2 separate regions of the Homo sapiens genome follow, and region 2 is linked to region 1. A link is a loop called in an ENCODE intact Hi-C map of the cell type or tissue named here. Cell type or tissue: ascending aorta. All regions are shown on one strand. Each heading gives the region's core, and the rest is flanking DNA. Links, peaks and the distances in the headings are about the cores only.

Evidence for each region. A loop is a pair of places that touch in the nucleus more often than their neighbours do. Peaks named below come from ENCODE experiments on the same cell type or tissue, not always from the same donor. Only the 100,000 strongest peaks of a DNase experiment are listed, where the experiment ranks them.
Region 2: it touches region 1 in a loop (7-fold over the local background); 16 of 110 quality-filtered maps call a loop at or near these places.

Annotation. Positions count from the first base shown.
Region 1 is chr16:83,062,909-83,078,141 of GRCh38, reverse strand. All of the region lies in intron 3 of CDH13 (cadherin 13), which reads right to left. Among named protein-coding and RNA genes, the nearest start is that of CDH13-AS1, 330 kb to the left of the region's middle. In ascending aorta, for the core only: a CTCF peak has its summit at 9,206 (motif pointing right); a DNase peak (open chromatin) is centred at 9,330; H3K27ac peaks cover 4,671 bases.
Region 2 is chr16:82,595,827-82,611,059 of GRCh38, reverse strand. No RefSeq gene overlaps it. Among named protein-coding and RNA genes, the nearest start is that of CDH13, 24 kb to the left of the region's middle. RefSeq lists enhancers at 4,224-4,738, 4,739-5,253, 11,818-12,352. In ascending aorta, for the core only: a CTCF peak has its summit at 7,094 (motif pointing left); a DNase peak (open chromatin) is centred at 7,079.

The DNA of each region.
Region 1 (15,233 bases), core at 4,391-12,390:
ATGTTGACCCCCGAACCATGCACGCGTGAGCAGTCTCCAGGTATCCCTATTTGAGCTGACTCTCATCTCAGGTCAGATGGAGGATGCAAGTTTGACTTTAGCCAAGCCAAAAACAAACAAAGCCAATAAACGAACAAAATGTTCCTTTAAGGAACAGAACAGAACAGAATGGTCAATAAGCATACATATGGGTAGTTAGGGTAACGCAAATTAAATCCACAATGGGATGCCACTACACACTCACCAGAATCGCTAAAATTAAAAAGATCAGTAACAGCAAATGTTTGTGAGGATGCAAAGCCGTCACTGCTCTCACGCGTTATCCGGAAGAGGATCGACCAATTCAGAAAAATAAGTGAACACTTCTGATAACACTCAATATGAGTCTACCCCATGACATACCCTTTTACTGCTAGGAGTCTACCCAAGCGAAAGAAAAACAGGTCTATACACAGAATTGTGCATGAACGTTTTTATAGCAATTTTATTCATTGTAATCAAAAGCTGGAACCAACTCAGACATCCATCAATAGGAGAGTAGATAATAAATATGGTCTATACAAGTGACCAGGTGACAGAATATTACCTAGCAACAAAGAGAAATGAATGCTGATGTATGAGCATGAATGAATCTAAAAAATCTTATGCTGGCCAGGTGTGATGGCTCACACCTGTAATCCCAGCACTTTGGGAGGCCAAAGTGGGCAGATCACTTGAGGTCAGGAGTTCGAGACCAGCCTGGCCAACATGGCAAAACCATAGATCTAGTAAAAATACAATAAATTAGCCAGGCATGGTGGTGTGCACCTGTAATTCCAACTACTCAGAAGGCTGAGACACAAGAATCGCTCGAACTCAGGAAGCAGAGGTCCAGTGAGCCAAGACTGCATCACTGTTCTCCAGCCTAGGTGACAGAGTGAGACTCTGTCTCAAAAAAAAAAAAAAAAAAAAAAAAGAAAAGAAAAAAAAGAAAAGAAAAGAAAGAAAAAGAAAATCTTATGCTGAGTGAAAGAAATCAAACAAAAATATATATACCATACGATTTCATTCATATAAAATTCTAGAACCAATGAAACTTGAAACAAGTCTATGATGGGAAAAATCAGAATATTGGTGGCCTCTAGGAAGGTCATGAAGAAACTTTCTGAGGTCATAATGATGGTTTCTATCTTGATGGGGGTTTGGGTTGCACAGTTGTATTCAGTTGGCACAAAAGTAATTGCGGTTTTTGCCATTACTTTTAATGTCAAAAACAGCAATTACTTTTGCACCAAAGTAATATATGTTTGTCAAAATGTAAACATGACGCATAAGCTTTGTGGGTTTCATAGTATGTAAATTTTCCTCTGAAGAAGAAAATAACCAAAAGCAAATATTGAATTCTAATTAACAATATGCATGCAGATCTATTTAGGGGGTGGAGTGTTACATATCTGTTGCTTACTTTGAAATGCATAAAAAGTAAGGTGGATGTATAGAGGCAGGGACTGTGTGTGTGTGTGTGTGATGTGTATATTTATATATATAAAGCAAGTATATGGAAATGTCAAATGTAAACTGTAGAATCGAGGTTATGGGCACATGGTGGTTTAGTGTAAAATTCTTTCAACTTTATGTTTGAAAATGTTCACAATAAAATACTGGAAACGTCACGGTTCAGAAATGATTTTATGAAATGTCAGGACAGGCTCCCTTAATGCCATGCAAGGATCTTTGTCTAGCCAAGGAGACACCAGTCCTGCCAGTCTAAGCATCCCAATCCCCAGCAACAAGCTCTGAATGAATAAGCCATGGCAATGGATTCTGATCCAGACACTTACAATACTTAGAAATGAGGGTGAATGCTTCAGTCATTTCCTAGTTTTACATGGAACATTTGGGAAATTTGGCTCTATCATTTTCTTTTTGGAATATTATCAAACAATGCTCAAAAGCTCTTTGTGCCTGAGTAAAAAAGCCTGGTCATGCCATCCTGTTGAGTTTGATACCCATATGGGCCACTTGGTCTCATCATAGCTCATTTACTTTTTTTTCCTTCCAATTTTATGTTCATCAGGCAGGATGTCTGGAATCAGCAGAACTCACGTTCTGGCTCTGCCATTTGTCAGCTTTCAGCCATTTTGCATACTTCCCTTAACACATTTAGATTATTTTCCCCTCTCATTCCTGGTTTGGTTTTTGTCACGAAGCTGATCCTGCCACTTAAAGGTATAATGTAGCTCCTCGTATGTGTTTAGAGGATTTTTGCAGCAATTCTGCCCATGAATATGTGCAGTATCAAAGAGCTTTAACTGATTTGACTTCTAACACAAACTCTCCATTTGCAGAGCTAACTCATGAATCCATAAGCTTCACCAGAAGCACAGGGAAATCTGATCACAAAGCACAAGTCAAAGTATTCCCAAGCAAGATTGATATGTCTCTATTGGAAAACTCAAACAATCTAAAATACAGCATTTCCTTGTAATTACTTTGCCGGGACCGCCTCGCCTAACTCAGTACAGATACAGTGCTAACGTCCACCTCACACAGAACATCAAAGTTCATCTGAATCCAAACATGATGAGAGTGCAGCAAGGGAACAAGGTACGCACTGGATGCAATGCTCAGCAACCACAACCCTGTTCCCTTTGCATCCACAACAATCTTATCAGACTCTGCCTAGGCCATTCTAGGTCAAGAACATTGTCCTTCACCCCAAGGTTAAGACAGGAAAATGACTGGGAAAGAAGAACCCAGCTCACATGCTACATGTAACTAGCGCTAACAGGGAGAGCTCAGGTGGTAAACCTTGGTCATGCCATTGTCACAAGTTCATCTTCACGGGGCCACATAGTCACTCTCTTTGTGGTCCCCTGAGACAAGAACTGGGGTGAAACTCTTTTATTTGGGAGGTTATGCCAGGAATCACAAGTGAGGGAGTTGGGAAGTAAGACAGGGTGTGGACACAAGCCAATAAAGGGTGCATTCATGGAAAGACTTCCACTGTGGGCAACTGGAGCTCAATCCTACTGGGGACTCTCTAAGAGACAGTGAGAAACATCCCCCAGAATTGTCCATTAAGGGTCAAGGATGCTGGACCCAAGGATGTTTATCTACAGATCTTACCCCTCATTGGCTGAGGATCCCCTATGGCCATTATCAGCCCAGCAAGCTGTAAGGTGAGAGGCAGTGGCTGCCTTGCTTAGGCTGCACGTGTCCTCAGAAGTGAGCCTCATTATAAGTGTTGGACACCAACAGGGTCTCTTTTTTGCTGTTTGTCTAATTTTGCGTCTTTCAGACAGTCCACGTGATGTCTGGAATCAGAAGACCTGAGGTAAAATATGGACTATTTATCAGGAACTCACTTAAGCTTTGGCTTTAGCTTCCTTTTCTGCAAATGGAGCTGGTAATAGCACCAGTGAGGACTGTGTGAGACGATGGCTATGAAGGAAGGCTCCAAAGACTCCTGTTCATAGAAATCAGTCATTGCAAAAAATAACAGATGCTAGCAAGGATGTGGAGAAAAGGAAACTCATACACTGTTGGTGTAAAAGTAAATTAGTATAGCCATTATGGAAAACAGTATGGATATTTCTTAAAAAATCACTAAAAATAGAACTACCGTATGATCCAGCAATCCCACTACTTGGTATTTATACCAAGGAAAGAAAATCAGTCTATCAAAGGGATACATGCACCCTAATGTTTATTGTAGCACTATCTACGATAGCAAAGATATGGAACGGACCTTGTGCCCATCAGTGGATAAATGGATAACGGATTAAAAAATTGTGGTATATTTACACAATGAAATACTATTTGGCTATAAAAAAGAACGAAATCATATTATTTGCTGCAACCTTAATGGAACTGGAGATAGTTATGTCAAATGAAATATGCCAGACACAGAAAGAGAAATATCGCACATGCTCACTCACAGATGGGACCTAAAATATGGAGAAAAAGAGCGCAATGGTGGTTACCAGAGGCTGGGAAGGATGCAGATGTTTGTCGGTCTGGGAGGGTAAGTGAAGAGAAATTAGTTAAGTACAAACAGGCAGTAGACAGAAGGAAGAAGTTTTAATGTTAATAGTAAAGTACGGTGACTACAGCTCACACCAATGTATTGTACATCTCAAAATAGCTAGAGGGGAGGACTAGAAATGTTCTCAACACATAGAAATGATAAATGATTGTGATGATGGATATTCTAAATTCCCTGACTTGACCATTACACATTCTGTACATGTAACAAAATACCACATATATCCTAAAAATATGTAAAAATATTATGTGTCAATAAAAAACTTAAAAATAAATCTGTCACTGGTAGACAATTGCTATGCTGTACTGTATATTATATATATTACATATACATACTATGCTATAGTATAGCACATATATCATGTTATACTAAGTATATTATATTAAATATATGATCATATCTTAAAACTTTTGTGAAGAGCTATAGTGTCAGGGTAACTGACTAAGCAGGCCACATTTTCTCTGTTTCGTCAAGTTCAATATATTTTTACAGGAATAAAATCTGCAATAGGGGATTCAGCTTCTTTAAATGCAGCTGTTGTATTCTCAGGAGAGTTTTAGGGAGGGCTCACAGGGAACAAAATGTGGGGAATTCTCATCGCCATGTGTGTGAATGCCTGCCTAACTTTTGTGATAGGTTATTAAACAGCAGCATCTAATTAAATACAGAAAAAGGTCAAGATTCCAATATTCTGTTTAATATAAAATGGAGGTAGTATGGTGTGGTAATTAAGAAAGCTCTCTCTCTCTCTCTCTCTCTCACACACACACACACACACACACACACACACACAGACACACACCCCAAAGAGAGAGCCCATTCCTTGATGCTGAGTCACCCGGGTTCAACCTCGAACTCTGTTTCTTACTAGCACAGTGATTTCGTGCAAGCTCTGGAACCAGACGACCTGTACTCAAATCCAAGCTTCACAATCACTAGCCACGCAAGCCTGCCTGGATAATTTCATGTCTCTCAGGTTGTGCTTCCTTACCTGTAAAATGGGGTTCATGGGGTTCCAGGTTGTCACGAGGAGTTCGTGAGCTACCAGCACAGTGCTGGACTCAACACAAGCACTTAGGACACCTTCACATCGTTACCATTTGAAAAGTGTTTCTTTCACATCCTAGTAAATGCAACTACTCTCTGAAAGGCCACATCATCTTAAAATATCTGCATTTCATTCTAATGTATATTTAAAAGGAATATGAGAGCCCACAGAAATGTTAGAAATCCTCCAGGGCAGTCTTTCTACAACTTTCCTCCAATGTAGGGGATCTTGTTAAAAATACAGACTCTGATTCAGTAGATCTGGGGTAAGGTCTGGGATTCTACATTTCTACTAGTGAGGGGTGTTCTTAGGGGAATTTTAGGGAGGTCCAAAAGGGAGCAAAATGTGGGGAATTCTCATAACGACATTGCTCCATGCACAGATCAAGCTTGGAGGCAATTAAACCCCTCATTTCCCAAATGGGACCCAGAACACCTAAGATCACACAGCTGGTAAAAGAAGACTCATATCCAGAATCCAACTGTTCTGACTTCAAGTTTGTGATCCCATTGACAAAAACACACAAACATCTCTAGCTTTTGACAGAAAATTCTTCCCAGCTGGTTGCAGAGAGGACAGGCATTTCTAATGATTTTCCATATAAGAGGTACCCAATGGTGAGTTAGAATCCTCCAGGAAAAACTAATTGTGTTTATGGTCTGGAAGACAGGATCATATTGTAATGTACATGCCCAACATATGCATTATTTCTAGCATTATATATAAACACAACAGCAATCTAACCATTGTCAACAGATTAACTAAACGATTGCAAACTTTGAAGTATCTTTGGAACACCTTGGACAAGTGAGTTTGGTTTCTTTAACCGCATCTTTTATAAACTGAATACAGAGCAAGGATTTCCACTGAAGGTTTAGCACCCAAATTGAGATTAGCTTTAAGGGTAAAATACATGCACAATTTCAGAAACTAAGTACCAAAAAGATGGAACAATTTTCGACTTGACTAAATGTTGAAATAATCATATTTGCATGCACTGGGTTAAATAAAATATACTATTAAATTAATTTTATATATTTATTTTTAGTTTTTAAAAGCTTATCCAAGAAAATTTAGAATTGCATATGTGCTTTAAATTATATGTCTCTTTGACGTTAGTTTAGAGAGATGGATGATTAGATGACCACATAGATGATGGAGCATAGAATCAATTCTGTGTATTTTACTTATAATCTATGCATAATATAAATGGGATATTTACAACTCACATACTTATAAACTATTTCAGAACTCTGTCATGCCTACTGTCTCAAATTTATTATATATGCACCTATATATGCTATGTATTTTTAAATGTTTATTCAAATATTTAACATGGTTAAATTTTCTCCACATAGTCTTCTCCTATCAACTTACTTTTCTATGTTTATGACTTGAAACAACTATTCAGTCCAGCTTGCTCGTACCTGAAAGCCAACTTCATGAATTATTAGTTTTCCAGTGGCACAGGGGAAGCGACCACAGCTCCCTGAAGTGAACAAGCCTCCCTTCCTCACTGACAGGTGTCTATTAATGGGTCAGTGAGGGCAGACGTTGCTCTCCTCCTGCTCAGAGAGCAAAGGGTCTGGCCCTTTAACCAAGGCTTGGAGGAGCTCTCAGGGAAGAGCTACATGGTAGTCAGGAGCACAGGTTTACAACTGGGCTCTTAATAGGAAGGGGAGCATCTCTGGGCAGACTATTTAACCTCCTTGATTCCCAGTCTCCTTATCCGAGAAAGGGGGATCATGAAAGCCCACACCTTGCAGGGTTATGTGAGGATTAAATAATACGCTGCTGAAGGAGGCTTTTGCTTATTGCCTGAATGAAGCATTCAGTCCACAATTGCTGTGTTGTAGAGGCTTCTAACACTCATGTATAATCAGGTCTCTGCTTTTCTGAGAATGTTCAGAATGACACTTTCCTGATCCCTTTGCAATTAAATGAGGCTATACATTATTATGATCAATAAATCACAGTAAGAGGCATGGTGTCTCATGCCTAGGAGAGCCTTCAGTTGTGAATGCAGAATCTGGAATGTTCTTTTCCTTTGCCAGGAGAACTCAGGTGCATCATGTTAAGACGGTGCTATCATGACCTCATGTGGCATGACTGCGTGAAGCATAACTCCCCTCCTAACTTAAATTGGTTGTATATCATGAGCAATAAATAAACTCCTGTTGTTTAGGTCATTGATATTTGGGGGGGGGGGGGCTGTTTATTACTGTAGTATAACCTAACCCTGCCTGATTTATATACTATTGCTTAAGACAACTCCTTTGCTGAACTAGGTTTTTACATTTGAATTTCCAAGGCTTTCCCTTGGCTCCTGATTTACAATCCCTCACAGATAAATAGTTCAGTCATTCCCTTCAATGTAATTGAAGGTCAATCATCTTCTTGGGCGTCTCAGCATTGTCCAGTCACACTAGCGCTTTCCTTCCTGAGAAAACTTGGATTATATTAGTCATGTTTGCTTTTCTAAAGCAACTTTTACTTCTAAAATAACTTTTATCACCAAGATAGTTTTTTTAATACTGCACCAAGGCTATTAAAAAGAATGGAAACTACAGATCATAAAAACATCAACAGTAAAACACTCATTTCCGTGCAAGTTGTGAAATGAAATCAATGTATCTTAACTTATTCTTTAAGAAGAAAAGAAGATAAAGGGAAAGTTCCAATTTTTGTTATCATTTAATCCAACTTTATGAATTCCTTGGTACTTATGGCCAGAAGGCACCTCAAAGGTCATCGTACCCAACACCCTTAAACTGTCAGTATCAAGTTGATAGTGGCTTGTATCAAATATTTAGTTATAGGGAAAGAGACCACATGTATTTCCAAGAGTGAGTTTTTAAAGGATAGTTAATGATTTTAAAGTTCTCTAGAAGCAAAGAAAGCTGAGATTTGTTGCTGCAAGAGCAGAATTTCTTAATAAGCATGCCAAGAAGCAAGAGGATTTCAGAACAGCTAGTGTGATATTTTAGGTGAAAACAATTTTTCTATCTAGAGAAGCATCAAGTGCCTTGAAAAAAAGGGAAGTTGTCCTCAAAATTTTGGGAAATTTTTAAAGTGCCATTGGCCCAATTTTTCTTCATTTCCTTACTTTTATTTCTTTTTCTGGTATCCATCAACTACACTGATTGCCGATTTCTGTCTGCATTTCTAGAGAGAGCAAGAATCAACATTTAGTTCAAATGGTTTGTTTTCCTCTAAAAGACAATTGCTTGCTGCCTGCCCTTGTGAGAGACAGAGCCTATCGTGTTAAATCTAAGGAGATGCATGGACCAGTTCCTGTCCACTCTGAACAGGGTTAGCACTGGAATGGGTGTCAGAGTGAGCCTTTGGGGAGAGCCAATCAGGGTGAGGATGGCCCCAGCCCAGGAAAAGACAAGAGGATGAGGCTGGAGGAAGCAGTGATAGTCTTTCTGAGAGGCAGCATGGCATAGTAGATAAGATTCTAGTAACACATTTCCTGAGTTTGAATCTTGGCTTTGCATTTTTTAGATAGGTGACTTTGGATGGTGACTTACCCTCTTCATGCCTCAGCTTTTCATCTTCAAAATAAGAATGACAATAACAATTTCTACCTTAGGGGGGGCTGTTACATACATGAAATGTTCACATAAAACAATGCCTGGCACGTAGTAGGTGTTTCTATAGGTGATTCTTAGAAAAGAAAACGGTATTGCAAAAATTATGTGATCATATTTACAAATTATTTTTATTAATCAGAAATCTGAAACTCACATTTCCACTAAAGAGTGCCACAGTTCCACTAAAGAGCCCTGTGGATGAATACTGATTGGTGTTAGAACTCTGATAAATAAGGGTGGCCTCATCTGAATGACATTGAGACCACTGATTACTCCTTTATTGGAAAATGCGCATTGACAAAAATAATTCAAGATGCAAACAAATAATTCAAGATGTACAATTAAATGAAATAATTTAATTAGATGTTTTATGGGATAAGTGAAAGACATGCCTTTGGGATTTTGAGAATCTGACTTAAATTGAAGCAGTTAATGCTTCTTGTTCTGGGATATCCAGACAACTGAACTGGGGGCATGGGAAATGGGTAACTTTTGCCTCAACAGCAAACCTTCTAAACCTTCATAGTGAAAACATTCTTAACCAGTGGGTGGCAATCATGTGTCATAATGCAAAAGACCATACTTCCTTTTGGAAAATTTAGACATTGGCCAGAAATTGAACAACAAGGGGGCAGGGAACGGTTAAGGCAGAAAAATTGGCAAGCAGGGTGTCCACAGCCCTTGCACTCCATGAACTTGCAGACTTAAAATACTGAAGCTCAAAGATGTAAACCATTCCCAACCTTTTTATGCCAACTGCCTGCTGAATTCTTCTTGCAGAGCTGTGGGGCATATTTTTTTAATTAATGGCATTAAAGATGAAGACCATGGAGGCCAGTATGTTTGGTGATGGCAAAGGCTTATTGGGAAGTCAGAAGAATGGTCAGGTGGCTGGTTCAGAGGGTCAGGCCATAGTGTTTAAAGAGGCTGGTTACAACAAAAAGAGCAACGAGTGTGAGAATTGTACCGCATACAGCCTTACCTTATTGGCTTGCTCAACATTCGCCAAACCCTGAACGTCATCACACAAGTGAGAGGGTAGCATATTTCATATGTGACTAGTCTCCAAAGTTACAGAGTCTTGGGAAGTTCCACTTAATAGCCAAGCAGCAATGAGTCAGTCAGTTTTCCTCCATAAGCCTCAGTTATTCTAGATAGATAATAAAGTGGGGATGAAAGTTATATGGCAAAACCTTAGGGTTTTTTAGACACTAAGTGAGATAATGCCTATAAAATGATTAGAATGATGTCTGGCACTTAAGAAAATGTATAGAAATATGATTCTAATTTCATTGGAAGTTGGCATCTGCTGTGTACAATTCAACCCAGCAGATCCGACTGTGGTAATGCTCTCAGCTATCCATTTCAGGTGGGGCCCTTGTTTTGCCAAGTCCTCCTTGTATCTTTCACAAAGTGGCAGTCATATGGATCTAATAGAGGAGCTGGGAGGATTGACTGAGATGATGAACTGATCATGCTCTGGTAGCCTCAGAGTTGAGAATGAGGGTGAAGGCTTCTTAAGCCCAGGCCAGGGATATTTTTCATAGGTCCTCCTTCAAACTTTTTGGCCAGAGCAGGTGGCGAAATGGAGGATAGAGGGGATGGGAGGCCTGAGACATTCCGGTATCTAGAGGCCAGAGAGAAGAAGAGAGGGGCAGGAACAGCAGGCTGACGGAAGGAGAGGAACCAAGAGAGATTACTACTCTGCTCTCTGCTTTTCCTTTTTCATTAAAATGCTTTTCTTCATCCTATTCTGTTTCAGTATTTTCCTAACCTACTTTTGTTATTCAGTCATGTTTCCCTTGACTATAATAAATCAATTGCACTAAAATTATTATAGGTTGTGCATTTTATCCCTAAAGTTAAATATTCAGTGAGGTTCTTCGATCATGAACCTTAGTTTGTGGAGGTTGTAAAACATTAATACTTCCAAACTGCAGCAAAAAATGCTTGTCGTTTGTACGTTTGTTTCCTATCATTTCTTGAGCACAATCATGTCTCAAACACTATATGGGTTCTTTTACTTGTTTGCTGTCATTGAGTCCTTGATACAACCAACTATGGATGGTTCCCATTTTATAGAACTGGAAACTATGGCTCAAAGGGATATAGTGACTTACTATAGTTCTGCATGGTAGTAGACAAGTAGACAGTAGGTATTCCTCAGTTCTCAGCCCGTGCCGTTAACCACTGTACTATGCAGAGCCTCCACAACACAATACTTATCAACATTACTCAGAGATACAGTCAGTTGCCTTCTGCTGCTGAAAGATTTGATAGGAAGAGAATGAAGGCTGCTCTTTGGAATAAGAGCAAAGATAAATGTAGCAAAGACAAAATGGCTCCTAGGGAAGTGAAACTCTACTACCTAATTGATGGTATTAGCACATCTGAAGAATGAAGGACGCTTAAAACGGTCAGTCATCCATGGCAGCTTGGAAAATAAGATGCCTCCTGGAGGCAACTTTGCAGTACTCATCCTAGAGGCAGGAAAAATTGCTGAAGCAAAGACTTCAGCATTTGGTGACAAAGACAGTCTGAACCCCTTGGTAAAGTTAGGCTTTCTTAGTCCAGTGCCTTTAAGCACTCACTCTAACCAACACTTCATGCTCACTAAGCAGCCTTCTGATTATGAATTGGTCTTCCATGAAGGGTAGAGTAGAAGCAGAAAATGTGCTGACCATGTGGACTTTGAGCATTCCAGTCTCTGTGACAGTAATTTTTCTTTGTAAATTAAAAGACTGACTTCACACCGGGCGAGAATTTGCTGATCGTTTGGACTTTGTGTATTTCAATGCATGTGATAATCATTCTGTTCTTTAAATTAATAGATTGGCTTTATACAGAGACAGAAAATGCTGACCATATGGACTTTGAGTTTCCTGGTCCTTGTCACATCATTTCTCTTTGCAAATTAAGAAATTGGTATTCAGGCTTTATAATCCCTTTTGTAAGCATCAGTCAGCCCTAAGAGGCAGTTCTTCTCTTTGGGTTGATGACTTCAGGAGGTCCTCGGTCAGAAGGCCTCCCAGCTTGGTTGGGCAACCAACTCGTTGCCTTTTGTTTAGGACTTTTCCTGGGATTAGCACTGAAAGTCTCACATCTTGGGAAGCCTGCATGTCTCCGAAAAACAAGGGCAGCTCTCTCAAGACTATCCTGGTTTTAAAACTGAAAGTCTCATGTCTTAGGAAGCTCCCGTATCTCATGCAAATTGAGAAACTGATTCCCCTAGAGCTTAGTCACTTGTTGAGAAGAACTCATCATCACCATGTAGCTGAGAAAAAGCCAAAGTGCTTTACAAATTATAGACAGGTGCCACATTCAAATTTCATATCTAGTTTTAGAAGAATCTTTAAGCTGTCACTATCGTATTACATCCTGATTTCAAATCACAATATAATCCATGAGTATTTTCCTTTACAGCTCTTATGCTTAAGACATTTTACAGAAGGCAAGCTTTACAGTAACACACAGGAGTGAAGGTGGTTGTTTTATACCTGGACTGCATCCAAACTGCAATTCTTCTTGGATGAAGTTGCTTTTAAGTCCCAAAGCCATTTTCCAGTTATTATACAGTGGTGTGGCATGGTTTAGTAGAGGCTTTGCAAGAGGAAGTTTCCCCAGCTGTGTGTCCTGTGGCACCCTTCCATCTACCACCCAAAGACAGTAGGAAGAGAGTGCAGGAAACAGCAACACATCCAAAGAGCGAGAACCTAAAAGTAGTCTTGTTTTTTTTTTTTTGTTTTTTTGTTTTTTTGTTTTTTTTTGAGACAAATCTCGTTCTGTCACCCAGGCTAGAATGCAGTGGCACGATCTTGGCTCACTGCAACCTCTGCCCCCTGGGCTTAACTGATTCTCTTGCCTTAGCCTCCCGACTAGCTGGAATTACAGGCGTGCACCACCACACCTGGCTAATTTTCATATTTTTAGTAGAGACGGGGTTTCAGCATGTTGGCCAGGCTGGTTTTGAACTCCTGATCTCAAGTGATCTGTCCACCTTGGCCTTCCAAAGTGTTGGGATTACAGGCACGAGCCACCACGCCCAGCCTGGAAGTGGTCTATATCTGTTTCTTTGAATTAGCAGCAGTTTTGTAGAAACTTCTCCATCCCATCTTACCCATCTTTGTACCAGCATTCAACATAGCTGATCAACTCACTTCTTAAGGCTTTTCCTACCTGTGCAATACTACACTGTCCTGGTTTTTCTTCTACCTTCAAGCTTTTTCTATATCCGACCATTAAATGCTGGGATTCCTCAGGGATAACTTCTAGAATCTCTTCTTTCTAAAGCTGTGCTGTCCAGTATATCACCAGGAGACAAAGGTGGCCAGTGGATAATACAAATATGGCTAAGGCACAGAAGACAAATACCACATGATCTCACTTGTATGGGAAATCAAATAAAGCTAAACTCCTAGAAGCAGTAGGATGGTGATTACCTGGGGCTGGGGGTGCAGGGGAGGGACTGGGGAGATTTTTTTTAGCTAAGAGTGCAAAGTTTCAGATAGACAAGAGAAAGAGGTTTTGAGACTATTGCACAGCATGATGACTACAGTCAATAATAATGTATTATATATTTCAAAATAACTAAGAGAGTCAATTTCAAATGTCTCAGCAAAAAAAGGATAGGTAACTGAGGTGATGGACATGTTAATTAGCTTGATTTAATTATACCATTTTATACATGTATCAAAACATAATATTGTACCTCATAAATGCATACAATTATGACTTGCCAATCAAAAATAATAGTAAGAATAATTCTTTTAATTAAATACATTTTCTCCATCAAAAAGAAATTGGCTAGTCTGAATTGGAAAGTGAGCTAACATACTGGATTTCTAAAACTTAGTATGGAAAAAGTTATCTAAAATATCTCATTGCTTTTTATGTTGCTTAAATGATGGAATGATCATTATATAATAATCAGGTTAAAGAAGATATTGCTAATATTAATTTTCCTTTTTCTTTTTACTTTTTAAATATGGCTAGCAGAACATTTACATTTACATTTCTGGCTCACATTACATTTCTACTGGATGATGTTGCTAAAAAATCTGTTCCTAAATGACTTCAACAATACTCATATAACTTTCTTTTTTTTGAGACAGTCTCACTTTGTCACCCAGGCTGGAGTGCAATGGCACCATCTCAGCTCACTGCGACCTCCACCTCCCGGGTTCAAGCGATTTTCCTATCTCAGCCTCTTGAATAGCTGGGATCACAGGTGCATGCCACCACACCCAGCTAATTTTTGTATTTTTGATACAGATGGGGTTTCATCATGTGGGCCAGACTGTTCTTGAGCTCCTGACCTCATGGTCTGCCCACCTCGGCCTCCCAAAGTGCTGGGATTACAGGCATGAGCCACCGCACCTGGCCCTCATCTAACTTTATATTGATAAATCCAGAGTGTATATTTTTAGCTCTGAAATGTGAGACTCATACACTCATCTGACTTTTTCTGGCATCTCCGCTTGGACATCTTACAAATTTTTCATACTTAGCCTGCTTCAATCTTGATTCTGTCCCTTCCACTTGCCTCTCCCCAACTTGTCTCACTGTTCCCAGGACTCTCCCTGCAAAAATGTTACACAATTGCCTTTGAAGTTGTAAGAAGGGGTCACGACTGCCTCCAGAGACTGAAGAGACAAGGAACAAATGCTCCTTGGAGCCTCCAGAAGGAACCAGTTCTGCTGACACCTTGATTTTGGCCTTGTGAAACTCATTTTGAACTTTTGGCCTCCAAAACTAAAACAGAATAAATTTGTGTTGTTTTAAGCCACAAAGTTTGTGCTAATTTGTTCATAGAGTAATTAACAGGAAACTAGTAGAGATAAACAACATCTCCCTAATCCAGACACCCTATTACAACCATTGGCAAGTCTGGTCATGCTAACTACAGCTATATCTTCAGCTAAATCATCTCTGTCCATCTCTATTGCTATAACCTTAGGCTGGGTTTATCATAACAATGTCCTAACCATTCTCTCTGCGGGGTGGTTTGAAAATGGCTGCACATTCCTTGCCAATCTTCATGAAGAGCTGAATCTATTTCCCTTCCTCTTGATTTTGAGATAATCTTGGGCTGCTTTGACGAACAGAACACAGGGGAACTGATGGTGTGTAACTTCTGGGGCTGGGCCTCAAGAGAGCCATAGCTTCTGTTTTCATATGGTTGACCTGCTCCCTTTAAAAGCCAACCACCAGGCTGGGCGTGATAGCTCACACCTGTAATTCCAGCACTTTGGGAGGCTGAGGTGGGTGGATCACCTGAGTTCAAGAGTTCAAGGCCAGCCTGGCCAACATGGTGAAACCCTGTCTCTACTAAAAATACAAAAATTAGCCAGACGTGCTGGCACGTGCCTGTAGTCTCAGCTATTAGGGAGGCTGATGCAGGAGACTCACTTGAACCTGGAAGTCAGAGGTTGCAGTGAGCCGAGATCGCACCCTGAACTCCAGCCTGGGTAATAGAGCAATACTCTGACTCAAAAAAAAAAAAAAAAAATGCCAACCACCACATAAGACATCTGATTAGCTATGAGGGAGACAAAACAGCACA
Region 2 (15,233 bases), core at 3,321-11,320, 470 kb after region 1:
AATTTTCCCAGTTCTTTTTCCATGACAGCTCCAACGAAGAAGGATAACCCTCACCCTTGGGTCAAGTTGCCAGATACAATAAAGGATGTGCAGTTGAATTTGAATTTCAGATAAACAACAAACAATTTCCTGGTATTAAATATGTCACAACTATTAAATACTTATAATAACTTTCTTTTTTGCTAAATCAGACAACCTTAAAGCTTTGGATTTCTTATAGCCCACCGAAGTGTGTGTGGTTATAAGCTGGCCAGTGCTCCCCACCAGTGTGGAGGTTTGTAGTAGACATTTTGGAGTGTCTGCCTAGTACATGAACCTCCCATCTAATAATGACCCTTCCAACCCAGAGGAGAAGGCCCTGCCACCACTCTGTCCTAGCCTGCCTGCCTTGGAAGGATCCTGAACTGCTCTTGGCCAATCCAATTCTCTCTCTTGAGAATCTGAACCAAGAAATACGGAGAATGGAAGATGGCAGCTAAGCCAAACATCCAAAGCAAAATCCAATAAATTTCTTTCTTTTCTTTCTTTCTTTCCTTTTCTTTTTTCTTTTTTCTTTTCTTTTCTTTTCCTTTTCTTTTTTTTTCTTTTTTTCTTTTCTTTCTTTCTTTCTTTCACCCTTTTCTTTCTTCCTTCTTTTGTTTTTTGGGGGGGGTTATTTGTTTGGCTTTTGCTTGCTGGTTTGTTTCAAATCAGATTTTGGTTCTTGCAACCAAATCAGTCTTGTTTAGGCCATACCCTTCATGTATGTATTTCATGTGCCCATGAGAATCATAAAAATGACCCATATTTTTGAGTGCCTGGATGAAGACATTATTGCCTTTTCACAATTCTCTAACGTTATTTATTTTTTCAATTGGTTGCATTTTATTTTCAATCAGAAAAAGGAAAACACTATTAAGAGACCTAGGTTACTGGAAAGGTAAGCTGACTTAACGTCTTGAAAATAATAGTACTTCTAATTGTCATCAGCTTAGATGGGGACCTTTCTTTTCTTTTTGTTTTTTGTTTGTTTGTTTGTTTTTGTTTTTGAGATGGAGTATCTCTTTGTCACCCAGGCTGGAGTGCAATGGCACAATCTCGGTTCACTGCAACCTCTGCACCCTACCCCTGGGTTCAAGCGATTCTCCCACCTCAGCCTCCCGAGTAGCTGGGATTACAGGCATGCTCCATCATGCCCAGCTAATTTTTTTTTTTTTTTTTTTTTTTGTAGAGACAGGGTTTCACCATGTTGGCCAGGCTGGTCTTGAATTCCTGACCTCAAGTGATCCGCCTGCCTCAGCCTCCCAAAGTGCTAGGATTACAGGCGTGAGCCACCACGCCTGGCCTAGCTGGGCACCTTTCATCCAGTCATCCCGTATCGTTTGGACGACTCAGGCACATGTACTAGGACAGGGAAAAAAAAAAAAAAAACAGAAAAACCTGCCTTCTCCCAGGAAAACTGGAAATCCCACACTAGATTGCCTATGTACAGAAGGTGTGGAGCCCTCACTGCGAGAACCAGAATCCCTTGCATCCTGATATCTGTGGCCTCAACTTGACTCAGTCAATAGATTTTTTATATATCCCAGGAGTAGGCAAGCACTACCAGAGCCCTGTTACTGCCCAAGTTTCTGAGAATAGGACCAGAGAATCCCAGACTGGAGCAGGGAGTTGCTTATCCCAGTCATAGACTCTTAACAGTCCCTCTAAAAATATCTGAGCAGCCATGTTTGCAGCAACTGTCAAGCATCCTCACTTGGCTCTGAGCCCTGGCCCTGGCCACTCCGGCTCTGCCCTGCTCCTGATCCTTATGGTCTGGCTTTCATTTCTGGCCTCCTGCTGATGATAATCCACGGTCAGTTGAACTTCATCTCACGTATCCCAAAACTCAAAAATCTCAATTAATGAGAGAGTCAGAGTATTTTACTCTGCTGAAACCACACCATGACTGCTTTATAGATCTTCAGTGCTTTACTTCCTTGGACAAACACTACAACGCATTTGGAGATCCTATACGTTTTACTGAACAAATATTGCAACTTCTTTCAAAGATATGTTTTCTGTATGCTTTTCTAAAAGTCTGAATGAAGTTTGCTAATTTATGGCAAGGACCACCTTCCTCTCCCCCACTGCACATCACAATACTTCATCTTTCTCTTCCGAATGTCACAAGACCCCTTCATCCCCTGACAACCACAGGCCATGTTCACTGGGACTTTCTGTTGTATTCATGGATTCTTAAGCCTGTGACTTGATATGTTAAGGGGTGCAGTAGCTCCAGACCCCTGAGTGGTCAACACTTCCCTCCTTCCTGAGAAGCAGTTCTCATAAACTACAACGTTTTCTTAGAAAAATAAAATAAAAAGGCTTTTTTTCCTGCAAAAACTTTTACTCCATGGAGCAAAAGCAAAAACTGACTTCTCTAACTTGACCCTCAGCTCTCCCCGGCACAGAGCTTGTACCCACTATGTTAGTTATCTATCGCTACCCCAAAACTTGGTAGCTTAAAACAACAATAAACGTTTACTATCATTTAGAGTTTCAATGGGTCAGGAATTCAGGAGTGGCTTAGCTGGGCATTCCTGACTGGGGGGTGTCTATCAGCGGCAAGGACTTGGCCAGGATGGCAGCCACTTGAATGTTTGTCTTAGGAGGATCTTTCAGAGTAGCTGCCCACATGGCTGGCAAATTGGTGCTGGCTGTCTACAGGAGACCCCAGTTCTCCTTCACCTGGGCCTCTCCAGAAAGCTGCTTGAGGTTCCCCAGGTCATGGTCACCGGATGCCCTCAAACTAAGAGACCCAAGAGGCCAAGGTAGAAGCTGCCATGCCTTTTATGAAAGCCTGAGAGATTAACAAGCTGTAATCATGGCCATACTTGATAGTCTCTCTGAGTTACTTCATGAGCAGACTACACAAGGGCATGAACAGTAGGGGGCCAGGTTCACTGGGGGCCATTAGGGAGGCTGGTCCTCCCACACTAGCCCTCTGGCCCTTCCCTCCCCTCTCTGCTTCCGGTCACCACTTCACCAATCCCCGCTTAAGTTCCTGGAAACCCATATGGGATTGTCCACCTGGCTGGAGCCTCATCATGCCTGTTTAAGCCACTGACATTTTACATTATTAAAAAATATTAATTACAGAAAATTTCTTCCCTTATCTTAAATACAAAATGGAAAAATAGTGAGAGCCAAATTGGTACCAGCTCATAAGAGAAAAGATGCATGAGTTGACTGTAAGCTCCGCCAGCCCAATATAAAACACAGCTGGCAAAAAGAAATGGCCAGTGCAACTCGAGACGATATCAACAGGTACAAAGTGTGTTTTTCAAAGAAGGTGATCATCTTAGTGATGACTGAAATAGTTAAGGCGACTGGAACCTTGAGCTTAAATCTTTTATCATATCAAGAGGGACTTGGACAACCCTAAGTTCAGAGGTAAGGAAGAAGGGGTGAAATCCAAACTTAAAACATATGAAGGTCTGGGCACAGTGGCTCACATCTGTAATCTCAGCACTTTGGGAGGCCGAGGTGAGTGGATCACTTCAGCCCAGGAGTTTGAGACCAGCCTGGCCAACATGGCAAAACCTCATCTCTACTAAAAATACAAAAAAATTAGCTGGGTGTGGTGGTATGCACCTGTAATCCCAGCTACTCAGGAGGCTGAGGCAGGATAATCTCTTGAACCCGGGAGGTGGAGGTGGAAGTGAGCCGAGATCATGCCACTGCACTCCAGCCTGGGTAACAACAGAGCAAGACACTGTCTCCAAAATAAAATAAAATAAAATAAAACAAAATATATGAAGGATGCCCATTATCATGTCCAATGCACTGACCCTTTCTTTTTAATCATTGCATCCTCCCTTCCCTTCTTACCCAGCTTTTATCCCACTTGAAATTCCCTTCCCCATAGCCTCTCCCCTGGCCTATGGAAGCTTCCTAGTTTCACCCTCTTTTTTTTCTCAGTACCCCACGGTGGACCATCAGACTCATGGGTCACAGCAACGACAATGCTGCACACAGGCACAGCACTTTACAGTTTACCAAGTGCTTGCACATCTATTATCTCACCATCATTGGTGTAAGGCAGCTTAGCCTTGTCCTCTGGAGCCCCACAGGACAGAATCACAACCAATGGCAGGCACTTTCAGGAAGACAGTGGGAACTATGTATTTCTTTCTTTATCCAAGGAAGAATATCTTAACACATGGACTCATGCAACCTTGTGAAGCAGGAAGAACAAGCTTCTCTACCCAGAAGGAAACTGAGGCCCAGAAAGCTTCAGTCACATGATCACTGCCTCACAGTATGTTGGTGGCAAAGGCCAAACAAGGAACCCAGGTCCTGGGACTGGAGTCTGCTGCTCTTCCCCCCAAAGAAACTCCTTCATGGGGAGGCGGAGGAGACAGGAGGACCACAGAGAAAGTGCTTTGCCTGTCTTGGTGCAGAAGCTCAGGTGGTGGCACCCCTCGCCTGCTCCCAAGAGCTGAGGGAGATAATGGTTTGCTCTTATCAGTCCTCATTCATCTCCCCATCCCCCTGTGACACTCATTATTGAAAACACAGGCAGCAGGGAAGGGCAGGAGCTGGAATTGGAAGAATGCAGGGGCACCCTTTATAGCCCCTAGCGGCTTTCTTTTCCATTTATAATAAACTCTGTTAAAAGCCTGTGCCCGGGAGTGTAAAAAAGTGAAGTGGAAGGAACAAAGGCAAACATCTATTTTATTTGTGTAAGAAAGGCTCATGGGAGAAGCTGGCTTTAGCGTAACAACGCGCCTCTTGTCCGAGATGTTACAGGAGCGAGAAAATTCAAAAGAGCTTATGGAAAGACGTGGGATAAGTTGGAACCTTGGTAGCTTTAGGGAGCAGAATATGACAGACTCAACCCAGGTGAGGGGCCTAAAAGGGTAGAAAGGGTTTCAGAACTGGGCAGACAGAAGCACGGCCGCCTCACCCCCAGAGGCCCGGTCCAGGGGGAAGAGGGCTAAGGAGAGGTTGCCAGAGGAAGCAACCACCTGAATGTGGCCCTGAATTCATAATCCCCCAGTAAGGTGTGAAGTGGTTTTGTCCTTCCCGCTCCCATGACACGGAGTGGTAACTTCTCACATCTCAACACACAATCGCAGAGTACTCACCAGGTCCAGCAGTATAAAGGACTCTTCTAACAACACAGAGGAAGCAGCAGTAGGAAGATGGAGGAGTCCTCAGTCCCCAGGGCACCCATAGAAGAGGACCTCTGATGCTAAGGTGCCTACTTCTGCTCATTCCACTCCCTCTCTTCATGTCTGCAAAGAAGACCCAGGTCTCAACAGAGTTTCAGTTAGGATGAGTAAGTCAGTGCTTCCCCAAGTGTAATGAACAGCCTGGAAATCAGGGTGAAATGCAGGTTTTACTTTAGCAGGTCCAGAGTGGGGCCTGAGATTCTGAATTCCTAACAAGCTCCTAGGTGAGGCTGATGTTTCTGGTCCACGGACCATACTTTGAGTAGTAAGGCAATCAACTTCTGTTCTCCCTGCTGTAAAACAGATTTGATTAATAATGACTAATGTTTAGTAATGGTTAGTGATTAATATTTTTATAATACTGGTACCAGAAATGGGTCCCAATCTAGACCCCCAAGAGAGGGTTCTTGAATCTCATTCAAGAAAGAATTCGAGGTGAGTCCATACAGTAAAGTGAAAGCAAGTTTATTAGGAAAGTTAAGGAATAAAAGAACGGCTACTCCATACGCAGAGAAGCCCCGAGGGCTGCTGGTTGTCCATTTTTATGGTTCTTTCTTGATGGTATGCTAAACAAAGGGTGGATTATTCAAGCCTCCCCATTTTAGACTATATACGGTAACTTCCTGATGTTGCCATGGCATTCGTAAACTGTCATGGCGCTGGTGGGAGTGTAGCAGTGAAGACAACCAGAGGTCACTCTCGTTGCCATCTTGGTTTTGGTGGGTTTTAGCCACTTTCTTTACTGCATCCTGTTTATCAGCAATGTCTCTATAACCTGTATCTTGTACCAACCTCCTATGTCATCCTGTGACTAAGAATCCCTTAACTTACTGGGAATGCAGCTCAGCAGGTGTCAGCCTTATTTTACCTAGTCCCTATTCAAGATGGAGTTGCTATGGTTCAAACACATCTAACAATACCATCCTCACTCTCTCATCACCAGAAGTAACTAAAACACTGGTCCCAAAACTGAGGGGAAACTGTAAAATACCCTACATAGGTAGTTAATATTCCTGGGGTCCTCAGTGCACTGCCCAAACAGACTTGAAATCCAGAGAAATGTGCTGAAGAGACACAATGGCAGGGGGAAATGGTGGGCCACTGGAACACCTAGATGATGTTTCTCTCCATATACTGGAGGGGCAGATTTGGGAAAGAAATTCAATTCCACAATCCTGTGGAAATCCCTTTCTCCTTTTGCTTTTTTACTATAATTGTAATAGAAACAAAATTAATCATCTGTAGGGATTCACCAACTTTCTCCTTCCCCAACTCAGACAGAGCTTTCAGGTGCCAAAGATGATTGAACAGGGCTGCCCTGGGTGAGACAGGGCTAGGAGGAGTGTGAGACCACAGGCCATGTGAGAGATCCAGACACCAGAAGAAAAGACCGTCAAATTGACCATGGACCCTCAGAACAGAAGCTACCCCTTAACACCAATTCAGAGCATGCTGGCAGCTTCTTACTGCAGAAAACTGCAATAGATATTCTGCCTGATGGCATTCTCAGGCACAGAGAGCTCATTCCTTGGGTGCACAGAGCAGGCCAGAGGAGCCAGAGACTTGATGCCCCCAAAAGTAGCCATCAAACATTGACTGAAACATACGGTGCAGGCAAACTCCAGTTTTCTTGCCCTGCAGGTGAGACCACCAGAAGTGCAGTACTTAGGGCTCCAGGAGCCCCTCAGTTGCCCACAGAAGTAGCTGGTTTATTAACACACCCTCGATAACTTCCTTACCTTCCCTGTCGTATTAATTTCCTGTGGCTGCTGTAACAAATCCTCGTAAATGTGATGGCTTTAAGCAACAGAAATGTATTCCTTTGCAGTACTGGTGGCCAGAAGTCTGAGATCAGGATGTCAGCAGGGCTGTGCTCCCTCTGGAGGCTGGAGAGGAGAATCCTGCCAGCTCTGGCAGCTGTGGGGATTTCTTGATTTGCTTCTACACCACTGCAATCTCTGCCTCTCCCGTCACATGCCCTTCTTTTCTCCTGTGTCTCATCTCCCTTTTCCTCCTTCTTAGAAGGGTAAATGTGATTGTATTTAGGGCTCTCCCAGATAATCCAGATCATCTCCCCAACCTAAGAGCCTAATGTTATTATATCTGCAAAGATTTTGCAATAAAATGTAACACTCATAGGTTGCAGAGATTAGGACAGAGACGTCTTTTGGTGCCATTTTTTAGCCTACCACATCTGCATCACTCTCCTACTTCCCTACTGGAGCTTCCTGGGATTATTTCCCAAACAAATTCTTTGCACTCAAATCCTAGTCTCGGGGTTGGCTTCTGGGGAAACCAAATCAAGACAACCCCCCTCAGTTGCTTAAGAACATGAAGAGAGACTGGAATTGCCACCGTACTAGACTTTGAAAAATACACACTCGCCATGGGATTAGACCACATGGTCCAGGGCTTTCTCAGTGCCACACAATGAAAGAGAGACTCCTCACAGCAGAGGCGGGGTCTGCTGGCTCCCCTGCATGCTCTGGCCCTCCAACCTTCTCAGCATCCGAGCGGTCCTGAGGGTCTCCTCACTGTCTTGGTGTTCAGTCTTCTCTCTTTGCCACCTCCTTCTCCAGCAACCCACTCTCCTGCCTTTCCCATCTTAGACAGGAGGTGCCACCTGCAGATAGGAAGCAAAGGCAAACCAGGATTGAGGTCCAAGGGGCCAGGTGACAGCCCACTTCACTGGGAAAAACACAGCAACCTTACTTTTTTGCCCTTCCCTTGCCCTTCTCTCACTGAGAGAAATAAGGTAGAGAAGCTCAAAGGATCAATCTGGCCTCTCCCTTCTGAAGCCTTAAAGTATGACCCCACAGGGGATATCAACAGGGTTCTCTATTATTTTCCTCCAGAGCCCTCACATTTTCTTGAAAAACATTGTGAACCAAACAAGGCTTGCTTAGGAGGTAAGGCCTGGAAGGGCATCATAAAAGCTGCTGTTCTGCAAAGCACCTTCTCTGCCTGTCACATCCTTGGGGAGTAGTTTTATTTCTAAAGGCCCCATTATACACATAAGGAAACTGAGTCGTGTAGAAATTAGGAAATGAATTCATAGTCTTGCAATTAGGAAGTGAGGGAGCAAACATTCCAAGCAAGTGGTTGCGCTTCTGACCGCTGTTCCACACACTGCCCACATCGCAGGGTCAGCTCTAGGCTCAGGCTGTGGCTGCTCGGGACTGCCCAGGGCTCCAAGCTCAGCTCCACACCCACTACCAATCCCCACGTACTCACCCCAAGTCACCTCCCAGTGCCTCACTGGTTCTCTGAGCTGCCTCTGACTGTTTCCTGGAAATTGACATCAAGGTTGACTGATAGGGACAAGAGCTCAGCCTTGGCCAGAAGGAAAAAGAGGAGGCCTGACTGTAGCAAGGGAGTGTCTCTGACTCTCTTGGAGGGAGTCTGCCAGCAGGCACCTTATTATGCTGTGAGAGTACGCACAGGCCCCCCTCTGGCCCATTCATCGTTGTTCCGCAAAGTCCATTGCTTTGATGCAGTAGCCTTGAAGGTGGTTTTTCCTGCTGCTCCTGGCTTCAGCAATCTAGAAAGCGGGGCAATGGGTAATCAGTCTCACCGTCACTAGGCTGAATGGGAGAAATGCTCCTGTGGACATGGCCTCCCAGTGTGGGTGAGCAAAAGGGCAGGCTGAGGTTTTTAAATGAAAAGGCTGGCTTGTGAAAGCCTGTCTCCAAACAGAGGCAGCGTGAAGATGAATGGTGTAGCTGCCTGGAGCCCAGACAGTGTCCTTCTGCTCAGACTTTGTCAGAATCAGGGATGGGCTAGGGATAGGCTGTGCATGGAGAGCTCAGTCACTCTGGATGGCAAGAGAGTAGGCACTGGTTTCCAGAGATACCCATGAGAGGCTGCCTGGAGAAAGTTCTGCCACAGGTAGGACTAACCATCAACAGGAACCCAGCACAGTCGTTAGCACACAAACTCCAGAGTCCGGTAACCTGGGCTTCATTCCTGACTTCCCTAGTTTTCTAGCTGTATGATTTTGGCCATATTACTTGGCTACTCTGAACCCAAATTTCCTAAACAGTGAAAAAGACAAAATAAACATCACTGGATTTTTGAGGTTCACAAGGTATAATCCACATGCATAAAGCGTGCAGGACATAATAAGTCTTTGATAACTATTAGCTGTCATCAGCCTTATCATGGACAGAATATAGGGCTCACTCATAAGGATACTCTGGTCAGCCTTAAAGACGAGAAAGACATATTTGGGTCCTCAAATCATCACCATGTCCAAGCAAAGGCCCTGGAGGCATGGGAAGGTGAGAGAGTTTTATTATGAGACTAAAAAAATAATTAAGTGCTTTTAATCAGCATAGCACTAACTGCTCGAACAAACCAACCCCCAAATTCCAGTGGCTTAACAAAATATAAGTTATTTTTTACTCGTGTAACCGACCAGGTGTTCCCGGTTGGTAGGCAGCTTGGCTCATCTTTAACCCATGGCCCCAGCCCCACCCTGCTCGTTAGGACAATGAGCTGGTAGAAAGGGAGAGAGTGTTGAGGAGAGAGTGTGGGAGGTATGCATCAGCCAGGCCTGGGAATGGAGCGAATCCCATCAGCCCTCATTCCATTGGTCAGAACTCAGTCACATGACCTCATTGAGCTGCAGGGGAGGCTGGGAAATATCTTAGGGAGCATTTGGAGAAAAAGGAAGTGAGTTTGATGGACACATTTGATGAACAGAAATGTACAATTAGAGTATCACTTCTCAAGAGGCCAGGCCCACTGCTGGAGCCTTGTCATCCAGGTTAGTAAGGGATTCGGTGTGGGCAGGCACTACTGAGCCTCCATATCTTAAAATTTATCAGAGTCATGTGGCCCCTAGTTGATCCTTTCCTTTTTTGACCTCCCTTCGGATTCTGAGCCCATGCACATGGCAGGACAAATGTGGGACATGTCCTCTCCTGAAAGAGTAGCAATTACAGACATGACATCAAAGAGAAGTGAGAGAAGCTGACCTCTGTTTTTCTTGAGGATGAAAAGAAAAAGAGGGACCCAGTGCCGAAAACCAAGCTTTAAGAAACTAGTTGATACAAGAGACCATATTCTTTCATTTGAGTCCATGAGGTGACACATGCCCAGTCTTAGTTGGTTTTCCATTGCTATAAAAGAAGACCACAGACTGCATAATTTGCAAATAATAGAAGTTTATTTGGCTCATGGTTCTGGGTGCTGGGAAGTTCAAGAGCATTGCAGTGGCATCTGGTGAGGGTCATATCATGGCAGAAGGGCCGACGCAAGTATGCAAGACAAGATACGGGAGGAACTTGTATCACTCCTGTGATAACTAAGCCACTCCAAGGTAAGAGCATTAATCCACTGGTGAGGGCAGAACCCTCAAGAGCTAATCACCTCTTAAAATCCCAACCTCTTAATACTGTTACAATGGTAATTAAGTTTCAACGTGAATTTTGGAGGGGACATTCAAACCATTGCAAGTCCACATTATTTTGGGCAAGCTGACCAAACCAGACTCACTGAGATTATACTGACACTGGACTCTCAGTCATCTTGGTAGCTGGGAAAATGTGAGTCAATCCTTGAACAACAGATTATGTTTGCCACATTGTCACAGCTTGAAGCCAGAAGATGGTCATGGTATGGTCTCCCAAGAACAAGGCTTGGGTTTTAATGAACAGTTCACTGATTTTTGGAAAGAGAAAAGATTCAAAACTGTGTCATGTAATCCAGTCACAAGCTATCATCCAATTATCTGATGGTCATTTTAATCAACTTTCAACAGGTCACTATGTGGTCACTGACATCCAGGCATTCACTGAATGATAGGAGAGTCATTCTGGCTCTTTCATGAGAATAGCTATATTTGATGACCAAGTACATGGACATGCAACAGATAGCCTTGTGAATAACAATTTCATTGTTAATATAGTATGTTTTCTCTGAGTTTCAACTGTGAACTATTATACAGACATGGCATTGATCTCAATGTGTTTCAATTTGCACATCTAAAAAACAGAAATTTAATGTTACTCCCCATACAGATTAGCTTATTATTTAATAAATATTCACTCTCTTTCCCTAAACTTTATGGGAGCAGTGCACTTCCCTGTCACGCAATATTAGACTTGACCATGTAACTTGCTTGGGCCATTGGAATCTGGATATAAGTGACAGTACACCACTTCTGATCCTAGGTCCTGAGAAACATTGTGTAATTCCACTCACCCCTGTAAGGGCTTCCAACCTCCACCATAAGAAGGCCTTCCCTCTGCCCTAGATAAATGCTGCCCCTTCACCGTGGCCCCAGTAATGAAAATGTGTAGAACAGAGCCACTGATCCAACACCAGCTACCTCACAGCTGTATAAGCAAGAAATACTTATTGTTATATTCTGCTGAGTTTGGGGATGGCTTGTTATACAGCATTACGGTGGAAAAGGCTAACTGATACATTCTGCATATGGCGAGAATATAGCAGCATGGTCATTTTGTAATAGAAGACAACTTACATAATCAAGGCAATGATCGTGAGTTTCTTAAAAGCCCTAAGGTTGGACCGTGTCTTTGAACATGAGCTCTTCTCTATTGTCAGATCAGTTCTGTGGGTCAGGTACCAAGGAACTTGTTTTCCTTCCAGCAGGCAGTTTTGCATATGGCTCTGTCTTCATTTGCCGGACAAGCAAAGTCAGAACTCAGAGCTAATTCTGTTCTTCATTTGGAAAGTTTATCATTTTATTTTATATCTCCAAAGTCAGGTTGGCCACACAAATCCTGTTTTTGAGAGTGCAAATTTTCTCCTTTCCAAGGAAGGCAGAGATAACGACTCTAGCACAGATGGAGGAGATTTCTTCAGGGAAGGAAAGCAGCATTTAGGTTGGTTAATGCCTTCCCTGGTGAGCCATTGTATTCTTGTTTGGGGTTTCCCCGCCCTCAATTTGGAAACAGCAAGGCTCTTCATTGGAGATTTATGACATGGAAACAGTCAACAAGAGCACATGAATCAATCTGGGAAGCCATCTTGCCCTCCACATAGTACACTTCCTTCTGCTTCCCCCAAGTATTAACCCTTTTCTTGCAATCATTATTTATCTGATGAACCATATTAAAGCAGTTTCATGGGTATATTTAGACAAAGGTTATCACAGTACACGGGTTAATATGATTGCTGCCTTGCTCAAATATGTGGTTTTATTTATGATCTATTTTACAAAACATCATATATTTCTATTATGAATATGTGCTAGGGAATATCACCTTGGGTCCAGTCATATTCTACATTGCAGAGGGAAGTGGGTAACTCTGAAATCTCCTTAGTTGTTTATTCTTCACACCAATATTCTAGAACTCTTCTCTAGCCTGGGTTCCAAACAAGGAGTATTGTTAATGTTGGGAAGATCTACGTGGAATGCTGCCACTTCCCCTCTCCAGCCTGTGCTCTCCCCAATCCACATACCTTTCCTAGGTGATTTCATCAATTTCCATGGCTCGCTTATAGTTCGACCTCCAGCCAGAACACACCCCTGAGCTCCAAATTCACAAAAAACAACAGGATACTTGACATCTCCATTTTGATCACTTATAGACATTTCAAACATACTATATCCAAATGGAATTCTTAATCCACTCTCTCCACCCACATACAAACACCACATCTCCAAATATGATTTTCTTCCAAACTTCCCTACTTTCAGTAAATGACATTTTTATCCTTTAAGGCGATTAAGTCAAGAGTCTGGAGTCATCCATGCCCCTCTGAGCCCTGATAACTAATGTCTTACATACTGAGTCCTATGGAGTCTATTTTCAAAACACATGTAGAGTTCATTCACTTTTCTCCACCATCACCACTCCAGCCAAGCACCATTAACTCTTCAATGGGCTTTTACAAACTCTTCTACTTGGTCTTCCTCTTCTTATTCTCCCCATAGTCACCCAGTTATGTGTGTGTTTTTTTAATGTGAGTCGGTCTCTATCATAATTATCTTCAAAACTTTCCAGTGACTTCCTCTTGTAAAAAAAAAAAAAGTCACAGATTTAGTGGCTTAAATCAACAAAAGCTGATTATTTTACAGCTCTGGAGGTCAGAAGTTTGACATGCATCTTCTGAGCTAAAACCAAGGTATCAGGAGGTCTGGCTCCTTCCTGGGAGCTCCAGTTGGGGGATCAGTTCCTTTCCTTTCCCACCTTCTGGAGGCTGCCTGCATTCTTTGGCTCATGGCCCCATATCACTCCAACCTCCGCTTCTGTTGTCCTATCTTCTCCCTCACTCTGACTCTCCCACCTCTCCCTTATAAGGAAATTTCCCACGACATAGGGATCACCCTATGCCTAAGGACGTTTCAAGATCCTTAACTCAATCACATCTTCAAAGTCCCTTTTGCCGTATAACATATTCACAGGTTTTGGGGATTAGGATATGGGGACCTAAATGGGGACCATTATTTCATCTATCACATTTCCTATCTCACTTAGGACAAAATTAAGTTGTTTTCTTGGCCTATAAGACCCAACATAATCAGAGACCTTCTACCTCTCAAATTGCATGCCCTGGACTCGCTCCCTTATCCAGTCAAACTCCAACTGGTTTTCTCACCATGCCTCAAACATGTCAGTCCTGCTCTATCTGCTGTAGCTAGGAAGCTCTCCCAAAATACTCACACTTCCTCATGTAATCCAGGTCTCTGCTTAAATGCAACTTATGGAAAGGGCTTCCCTGACCAACTGTCTAATATAGAATCCCCAACCATACATGCACAAACACACACACACTCACATACATATACACACGCATGTGCACACATACCCCACAAATACCCCATATATGAACATACACACCACACAAACACATACCCCATCATTGTCCTCACCTAATCTTATTTTTCTTCTTTGCAGCTCATATAGTATTTATTTGTTTGATTCTTTATTTATTATTAAGTTCTTTCTTCCATGTGTAAGCTCCGTGAGAGCAGGGACTTTGCTTTTGTTCACTGCTCTTCATACAGCCCCTCAACAGTGCCTGGTGCACAGGAAGCCTTCAGTACACATGTAGTGAAAAAAAAAATGAAAGAATAATAGAATTTTATAGGTGCAGTGGGTTATATACAAGGGGTTTAGCTAACTATAATTGTTTAGAGTAAGATTTAATAGAGAAGGGAAAAGCTAGGCAAAATTTTGAGGGATAAATAGACATCCAGCAAGTGAACAAAACACTTATCAACCCTCCCAGGGTTGATACTCCCTCGGTGAAAGGAGAACATTGAATTTGTGGACCAAGAAGCCTGAAAACTCTTTTACCTCAAGGAAAGGAACCAAAGGGCTTCTTCTCTTGGGCCACATCTCTTGCTCAGATGTTCATTGGTTAATAACTGTTTTTTTTCAGTTCACCCAGGGCTGCATGCCAGTGCCAACCAAGGCAGGCAAATGAACTCAAGTGTAATTGGGGAAAAATATCCATACTGAGTGAGGCGCCAGGGCCTTTCTGGTGGGAGATTTTGAGAAATGGTAAAATGGAGTTTAGCTAGGCTGCATCTTGGGAATGCAGAATCTGTCATTTTCCACTGAATCACATACTGTTTAAGTCCCTATAATGTGCCACATATCCAGAGTGCAATTTTGGCCATTCCCCTGAGGTGCCTATGGTCTAGTGACCCTCTTCATGCTAGTTCTCTGCCCAGGGTGAGGGTCACGGGAGTTAAGATCTCATTCCTCCTGGAAAGGGAGGGCAAGCTCAGCCAGCTGGACTTCAGTTCGAAGTTAGACAAGGTAACTGAATATGGTAACGGGACAGTCTACAGAATGGGGGATTGTGTCTATATTGATTACATTAAAGATCCTACTTTTCCATGCCTTCCTGATTTTTTGGTAGTGTCCTCACACTGATTCTTGTGGCGTGCCTTGGCCAACTGGATCAGAGATTCGATAAAGTACCTGAGCAATCTGTTTCTCTCTTGGACCTGGTGCCACAGCTGTGAGACCATGCCCAGGTTTGCCTATAGGAGGAGGTAAGAAATACATGAGGGAAAGCTAATGTGTCCCAATAAAGATCATCCATCCT